3 separate regions of the Homo sapiens genome follow, and regions 1 and 2 are each linked to region 3. The links are chromatin loops, found by intact Hi-C in ENCODE. Cell type or tissue: B cell. All regions are shown on one strand. Region 1 overlaps GRK3 (G protein-coupled receptor kinase 3). Region 2 holds the start of LOC124905096 (a long non-coding RNA gene). Region 3 overlaps MYO18B (myosin XVIIIB).

What was found. Peaks named below come from ENCODE experiments on the same cell type or tissue, not always from the same donor. Only the 100,000 strongest peaks of a DNase experiment are listed, where the experiment ranks them.
Region 1: it touches region 3 in a loop (14-fold over the local background); 32 of 110 quality-filtered maps call a loop at or near these places.
Region 2: a loop joins it to region 3, with 9 times the contacts of the local background. A loop is called at or near these places in 4 of 110 quality-filtered maps.

Annotation. Positions count from the first base shown.
Region 1 is chr22:25,700,958-25,703,457 of GRCh38, forward strand. The region is part of intron 13 of GRK3 (G protein-coupled receptor kinase 3); the gene reads left to right. Among named protein-coding and RNA genes, the nearest start is that of MYO18B, 40 kb to the right of the region's middle. RefSeq lists an enhancer at 1,961-2,060. In B cell, CTCF peaks have their summits at 1,235 (motif pointing left) and 1,435; a DNase peak (open chromatin) is centred at 1,224; H3K27ac peaks cover 676 bases.
Region 2 is chr22:26,359,186-26,361,685 of GRCh38, forward strand. All of the region lies in intron 12 of SEZ6L (seizure related 6 homolog like), which reads left to right. It overlaps LOC124905096 (a long non-coding RNA gene), which reads right to left and starts at 1,840. Exons shown (of 3, transcript XR_007068038.1): 1 at 1-1,840. In B cell, CTCF peaks have their summits at 1,389 (motif pointing left) and 1,591; a DNase peak (open chromatin) is centred at 1,426; H3K27me3 peaks cover 389 bases.
Region 3 is chr22:25,772,091-25,774,590 of GRCh38, forward strand. MYO18B (myosin XVIIIB) reads left to right here. Exons shown (of 44, transcript NM_032608.7): 7 at 244-420. Among named protein-coding and RNA genes, the nearest start is that of MYO18B, 31 kb to the left of the region's middle. In B cell, CTCF peaks have their summits at 1,049 (motif pointing left) and 1,248; a DNase peak (open chromatin) is centred at 1,031.

The sequences.
Region 1 (2,500 bases), 71 kb before region 3:
CCATGAAAATGATGTAGAGCTAACTTGGGCAGGATGTGTGTTTTCCCATCATTTATAATGTCCTGAACAATTTTCCAACTCATTTAGGGGAAACGTGCAGCTGTTCCATTCTATCTGTAGTTCAGAAAGCTGCACTTGACCACAGGACATGTGAATTCTTTTCCCACAACGCTCCCTGATGCAGCCAGCATGTTGCATGGGAAGAGCTTGGCCGTGCCTTGTAAGCTGTTGACAGGCCTGTTACTGTCTCCTATTTAAAGCGGCTGCATCAGGGAGCAGCTGCGATCACACAGGATCTGTGCACACCACGTGCCTCACTCAGAATGGAGATTATTACTATCATAGGTTTTCTTTAACGTTTTTCAAAATAGAAACCAAGTCTTTGGCTTTGTTCACAAAGAATAATCAAGAATATATTGGAAACAGATGTGCATCAAGATTTCAACTTGAAAGACCAAACTGTCTGAACATGGCAGCATAGACTTGAATAGCTGAAGAGCATTTTCTGATAATTTCTCATTGAGCCGGACATGGAATCGCTATATTTATAAATGGAATTTGTAGCAATGGGGCCCATGTGCTGGAAATGGTTTTGGCACCACTAACTTTAACTCCAAGTCCCCTCGCAAGCCTCCCTGTGGTCTCATGAAAGACTTTTTAAATTTAGCACAGAGCGCTTGTGTCAGAACACAGCAGGCTGCAAGTACATCGGGACCAGATGCAGGAGTGGGGTCCTCTGGCTTTGCACGCAGGAGCCAGGTCCGAGGGATTTGTCAAAACACCAGGAGATCTTCACTTAATCCCTTTTTATACATTAAGGAACATCGTCGGGTGGAAACAGCTAAGTGTCAAGCAGGGAGACTAAGGTTTTCATAAGATTTGATAAACTTTCATTCCTTTTCTCTGCAACCTCAAACATGTTAATATTTCTGTGCATTTTGTATAAAAGAATGATACAAGTATGTTTTTAAAAATTATAAATAACAGATATTGTTTGCTTTTATATCTGCTTTTTAAATGTGGTAATTGTACATTTTTTCCTTGGAAATAAGGCAAAAAGAATATTTCCAATCAAAATCTGTTTTAAAAGTTAACAAATGCTTGCTGGGTGCTAATTTACCTTGTTTTGATCTTTTTTTTTTTTCCCAAATTAATGCTTTTAAGAGATGGCAATTAGTTTGTGTTTCACTGCATGATATGGAAGGAAATAAAGGACTAGAGTGCCCTCTCTTGTACAAAAAGAAAATTAAAGTGTTTCAGACAATAAATGGCCTGAAATGTAATAATCTCAAAAGATAGTTCAATGTATAACCTAATTAATTCAGTAGGATGACCAGCTCAGTAGCAGTAAGTAGCAGTGCAAGATAAGTGGCATTTTAATTCTTTTTTAGAATCTCTGATTTATGTGTTCAACATTCTAATCCATTTTATGGAGTTAATATTAAAATATTTTGCATAATATCCTGCCTGCCTCAGATTATGTCATATATGCCTTATAAATAAATTTATAAGATGACTACTTTGTAGGCACATCTTGTTATAAGAAAAGTCAATCATATGTGTCCCTTTAATTTTCAAAATGAAAAATAAACCATGGTAATTTAGTTTGCATATTTAATAGTGTCTTTTAATGATAAGATTTCCTTTGAAAGCCAGCTTCTCCAAAGTTTTTAAAACATGAGAGTGAGAATAATCTGTTTTACATAGTTCACCAAGTAGACATTCATTTCATAAAGTAAGAGTTATCTTTATTAATTTCACCAGTGGTTACTGTATTAGGTACCTACCGTGTACTGCCATTGTCTTGGCTACTTGCATAGATGTCACTTTAGTTTTTCCCTTCACTGCTTCTGTGAAGTATGCGGCTTGATCCCCGCTTTACAGATGAAGAATTGATACTGAAGGTTTCTATGTGGCTGACAGTCACTAAACCAACAAGTCACAACTTGAACCCAGCTTTTCTGACTCTGGAGTCGGGTTCTGCACAGGGAAAACAGGAAGCGCTCAGAGCTGTGGAGAATCTGCTGGTGCACGGTTAGTTTCTGTTTTCATCAAAGGGATGTATTACTTAAAATGACTGGTTTCTAGGGGTGAATCATTTCATCTCCTTCATGTTTTGGTTCAACTGCTGTTCCTTGGGCTGTTTGAGGGACCAATATCCATTTTTCTGAAAAATGTACATGAAAGTTATTGTTTAGCTCGAACTCTCATATGACAAATGTTATATAAATGACTTTTATTCTCATGATTACCTGTTGGCTAGTTATATATTCTTTTCTAATGATGTTTCCATTGGAACAGCGTATTTTAGGGCCACAAGTTCACTGAAGTGAGATTCAGGCAGTTCAAGTAAGATACAAGTCTTGCTATTTCAGGACCTAGCATTTATTCACCAGTTCTTCCATGGAAATGATAAATGTTTACGGCTTTTGCATTTCTCCAGTTTTGAATGAATAGTGATAGGACATCATACTTTACCCAAATATTAGTCAGTGATATG
Region 2 (2,500 bases), 590 kb after region 3:
GTTCCTGCTGGGGAAAAATTCCATATGACATTGTTTTCAAACTCTTACTGAGGACTGGGTCAAAATTGAATCAGGCTGACTTGAAAGCTAGAGAATCCTCAGCTCAAATTGCAGCTCAGCCACTTCCTGCTTGAGGGGACTTTTCACCAGTGAGTTCCACCTGAGCCTCAGTTTTCTCATCTGTAAAATGGCTGCATGGTGCAGTGGTTAAGACCGGACTTGGACCACCTGGATTTGAATCTTATTTATACCACTAACTAGCTTGTGACCTTTAACACGTTACCCAACCGTTCTGCGCTGCATTCTCCTTGGATACAAAATGGAGATGATGACCAGGCATGATGGCTCATGCCTGTAATCTCAACACTTTGAAAGAACGAGACAGGAGGATCACTTGAGGTCAGGAGTTCAGGACCAGCCTGGGTAACCTCAGGGTCCTCAGGACCCTGTCTTCATAAAAAATTTTTAAATTAGCCAGGCATGATGGTGCACGCCAGTGGTCCCAGCGACTCGGGAGGCTAAGGTGGGAGGATCTCTTGAAAGGGAGGTCAAGGCTGAAGTGAGCTGTGTTCACGCCACTGCACTCCAGCCTGGGTGACAGAATGAGACCCTGTCTCAAAAATAAAAATAAAATAAAGTAGGAATAAAGATATAATATCTGTGTCTTAGGGTTGTTGTGATAACTAAATGAGTTCATAGATATAAAACACTCAGAATGGAATCTGGCTCAGAGAATGCCCTCAGTAAATATTGTAAATGTTGGCTGTTTTGGTCATGATTGTTATTACCTTCAAGGACTTTGCAGAAGGATTAGAAATAATATATGCAAATCATCTAATACAGAATGGTTGTGCAAATACTTTGGAAATTAATTAAATGATGAGTTAATATGTTAACCATGCCAGGACACCAAACCAGTGGTTCTGAGCCCTTGCCAAACTTTAAAATCTCCTGGAGAGTTTTAAAAAGAATACTCTGGGTGACTAATTAAATTAAAATACCATAGGGGCGGAGCCAGGGCACAGGATAACCCAAGGCCATTCTAGCACTTAGCCTGGGGGTCCTGCTCCTAGGTCGGCTGTCAATATCCTCCTTTACACCCAGGTCTAACGATTTATCCTTTATGCACCTTCCATCTCCCCAGGGCGAGGACAGTGTTTAGCACAGGTTTGGTATCAGGAAATACTTCTGGAATACATACAGGACTGAATTAGTGTTCAGTTACATGAAGGCAGGGACCATGTTCGCCTTGCTCATCATTGTATGCCCGGCGCATACAATGCCTGGCACACAGAAGGTGTCCAGTGAATATTTGTTGTATTAATTCATCTGTTAATTTATGAAAGAAAATTTCCGAGGAAAGGTTCATGGGGGAATTCTTTTGTGTCGCCACTGCCACCTGCTGGTCATTTTTCTGCACTGCAGGTAATACAGTAGGGATTTGTGTTCTCTGAAGGGAGCCACCAACGTCATCAAGAAAAAGCCTCCCCGACCAGGGGGCGGGAAAGTGAGGCTTCTCCTGTGCGCTTTCCCCAGCACAGCTGAGACCACACTGGGCTGTAATGACCCGGTAACTGTTCTCTGTTCCCCATTCGACTGAGTTTTGGGAGAACAGAAAACGTGATTCTCTAATTCACTGCTTCATACCCAGCTCCTAGCACAGGGATGGAACATTGGAGGAACAGAGTCTACGGGCTGAAAAAAAAACAAAAAACAAAAACAAAAACAAAAAAAACACGGAGAGTGTATTCTGGACTCTGGGAGTTCAAAAGCTATAAAGTGTTGTGCACCGGGCTGCACTTCCCGAGGAGTAGGAGTATTAGATACACTACGGGGATACCCACGCGGCTTTAAACAGTGTCCAGATGAACTTTTTGTGAGTCGTTTGGCTTAAGAAAATTAGAAAAATTAAAACTGACATGTGAAACCTCTGATTATAAGACTATTATTATTTAGAGTGAGGCTAAATTATACTGTGCAATCTAAATAGAAAAACAAGTCAATAGAAATTTTTAAAAATATATTACATAGGCCAGGTGTGGTGGCTCATGCCTGTAATCCCAGCACTTTGGGAGGCTGAGGCGGATGGATCACTTGAGGTCAGGAGTTCGAGACCAGCCTGGCCAAAATGGTGGAACCCCGTCTCTACTAAAAATACAAAAACAAAAAAAATCAGCTAGGCTTGGTGGCGCATGCCTGTGGTCCCAGCTACTCGGGAGGCTGAGGCAGGAAAATCGCTTGAACCCAGGAGGCTGAGGTTGCAGTGAGCTGAGATCACACCACTGCACTCCATCTTGAGTGACAGAGTGAGACTCTGTCTCAAAAAAAAAAAAAAATATATATATATATATATGTATTAAGTGAACAACAGTACAATTGGTATGAAAATATGACAAGAGTTTTAAAAGCCATAAAAATAATCAGTGTATATTGGGTGCTCACTATATGCTGCCCATCTCATGTGCGTGAGCTTGTTTTATTCTCATAACAACACCTTGAG
Region 3 (2,500 bases):
GCAGGACCACAGCGAAGAGGGGGTGCCTCATAGGTTGCACAGAGGGCAAGGAGAAGGGATGGCCCTATTTTATTTGTAGGGCTTCATTGCTTTCCATCCAGAGTCCCTGTGCTCTGTTCTGGTCTTTGGCACATAGCTCTCAAGAGGAGGGCTTAGTGTGTGTTTGGTTGCGGGGGGGTGGGGTGGGGGCAGGGGGCCAGAAGGCCAGAAGGCCAGAGGAGACTCTGTGTGATGGTTTCACAGGCCAACCCTCCTGAGCTGGACCAGGTCGAGGACCTGGCCTCTCTCATCAGTGTCAACGAATCCAGTGTCCTGAACACGCTTCTGCAGCGCTACAAAGCTCAGCTGCTGCACACCTGCACAGGGCCTGATCTGATTGTCCTCCAGCCCCGGGGGCCCTCGGTGCCTTCTGCAGGGAAGGTGAGGTGGGACCATTGTGGGCAGGGCTGAGGGGCTGAGGGCAGGGGGGCCTGGGGGGATCCCTCTGCATCTGAGGTGACAGTAGAACCATCAGAGCCCCCAGTCGACCTGTCTGCAAGCAGCATCCTTCTCGCGGCATTGTGGCATCCTGTGGCATGGACCATGAGATTCCCCCATTCCCTGGAGGGAAAGATCAGTCACCATTAGGACAGAAACAGCAGCATTAAATATCACAAGAGTAACGAAAGAAAATACTGAATGAGTGTGAACTCTACCAGACACTGCTGTATGCACCTTCTTGTATTAACTCAGTTGAGTCTCACATATCCACCTGAAAACACAGGTACTGTGATTAGCCCATTTTACAGATGAGAAGAGCCGGCTGGGCCAGGCGCAGGCTAAACTCTCAGGTCTAGCGAGCAGAGTTGCTGGGAGAAAACCCAGGATACAGGGCTCCTGTGTGCTCTTCATCCCATGCTGAACTCTCAGGAGTCCTGAGCACCCACATCAACGGGGAAACAGAAGCTTCAGTTGTACTTTAGTTTTTTTCCTCGGAAGTGTAGAAACGGCCAATTTTTGTTGAGATGGGCAAGAGCAAAGGAAATCTCTAAGCGCCACCTTGTGGACGCACGAGGCACCTCAGCCGAGTCATTGAAGCGTGGGCCCCTTCATTCCTTCAACCCATAGTGATTGAGCTATTGATTGAGGGTCTCCTACCGGGCCACGCACAAAGAACATCAGGGAAGGTGCCAGGCGAGCAACCCTCCCCTTGTGGAGTTGCTGTTCTAGGAAGAAAAGACAGTCCATCAACAATAAAGATAAGAGTGGCCCGAGCAGATGAGTGGAGGAAGAGGTGGGAGAGGTTGGGAAAAACCAGGACAGAGCCGTGTCAGTTCTCAGGGTGATGATTCTGGCTTTCACTCTGAGTGGGATGGCAGCTACTATGGGTATTTATTTATTTATTTACTTTTGAGACGGAGTCTCTCTGTGTCGCCCAGGCTGGAGTGCAGTGGCACGATCTCGGCTCACTGCAAGCGCCGCCTCCCGGGTTCACGCCATTCTCCTGCCTCAGCCCCCCGAGTAGCTGGGACTACAGGCACCCGCCACCACGCCCAGCTAATTTTTTGTATTTTTAGTAGAGATGGGGTTTCACCGTGTTAGCCAGGATGGGCTCGATCTCCTGAGCTCGTGATCCGCCCGCCTCGGCCTCCCAAAGTGCTGGGATTACAGGCATGAGCCACTGCGCCTGGCCGATTTGTATCTATTTTTTATGAACTGGGCAGCCTCCTGAGCCAGAGTAGGCTTAGAGAGAGTCCCTACTGGGGTTTTTAGCAGAGCAATGACATGCTGTGACTTAGGTTGTAAAAGGATGCCTTTGGCTGCTGGGTGGAGGACAGATGGGAAGAGGCTCAGTGGAGGCAGGGAGGCCTGTCGGAGGTGAGACATCTTACCTGTGTGCTCTTCTGGAGACTCACTGGGAAGTCAGAAGCCCCTAGGACACCTGGTGTCTAGGAAAGATCATGATACCTCTTCTGGTTTCCATGTTCTCCTCTGCCAACTGGGGGTGAAAACACATCTTGCCCTTTGGGGCCCTGTGGGACAAATCCATCCCTAGTCCCTGAGGCAATGCTAAATCCATTAAAGGGGATATAGTGGGCCTGTACCCCTCTCTCCAAGATTTTTCTCCTCCAGAGTGACCCACACCACACCTTCAGTCACTCCCAGGGGCTCTCCCACCACCGCTGTCCATGGTCAAGGGCCTGGGAGGACCTCAGAAGCTCTGGGTGGGCCAGAGCTTGGCACGTGCCCTCTCCCGTCCTTGTGGTGAGTGCTTAGGCTTCTGTTGCTGCAGCCCAAGGCCTCTGAGCTGTCCACATTGCCGAGGGACTCCTCCGGCTCCCTGGAAATCCCTGGAAGGGACATTTTTATAGACCCAGATAGCAATCAGGTCCTCATTGGCCATCCTGGATTGAGGCATCAGAACTTAGGCAAAAGCGCCAAAAGATGCAGGCATTGGTACGCACTCTGAAGGTAGATCCCCCTACTTCCCTTCCTAACCCTGGGGTGGGGTGCGGCACTG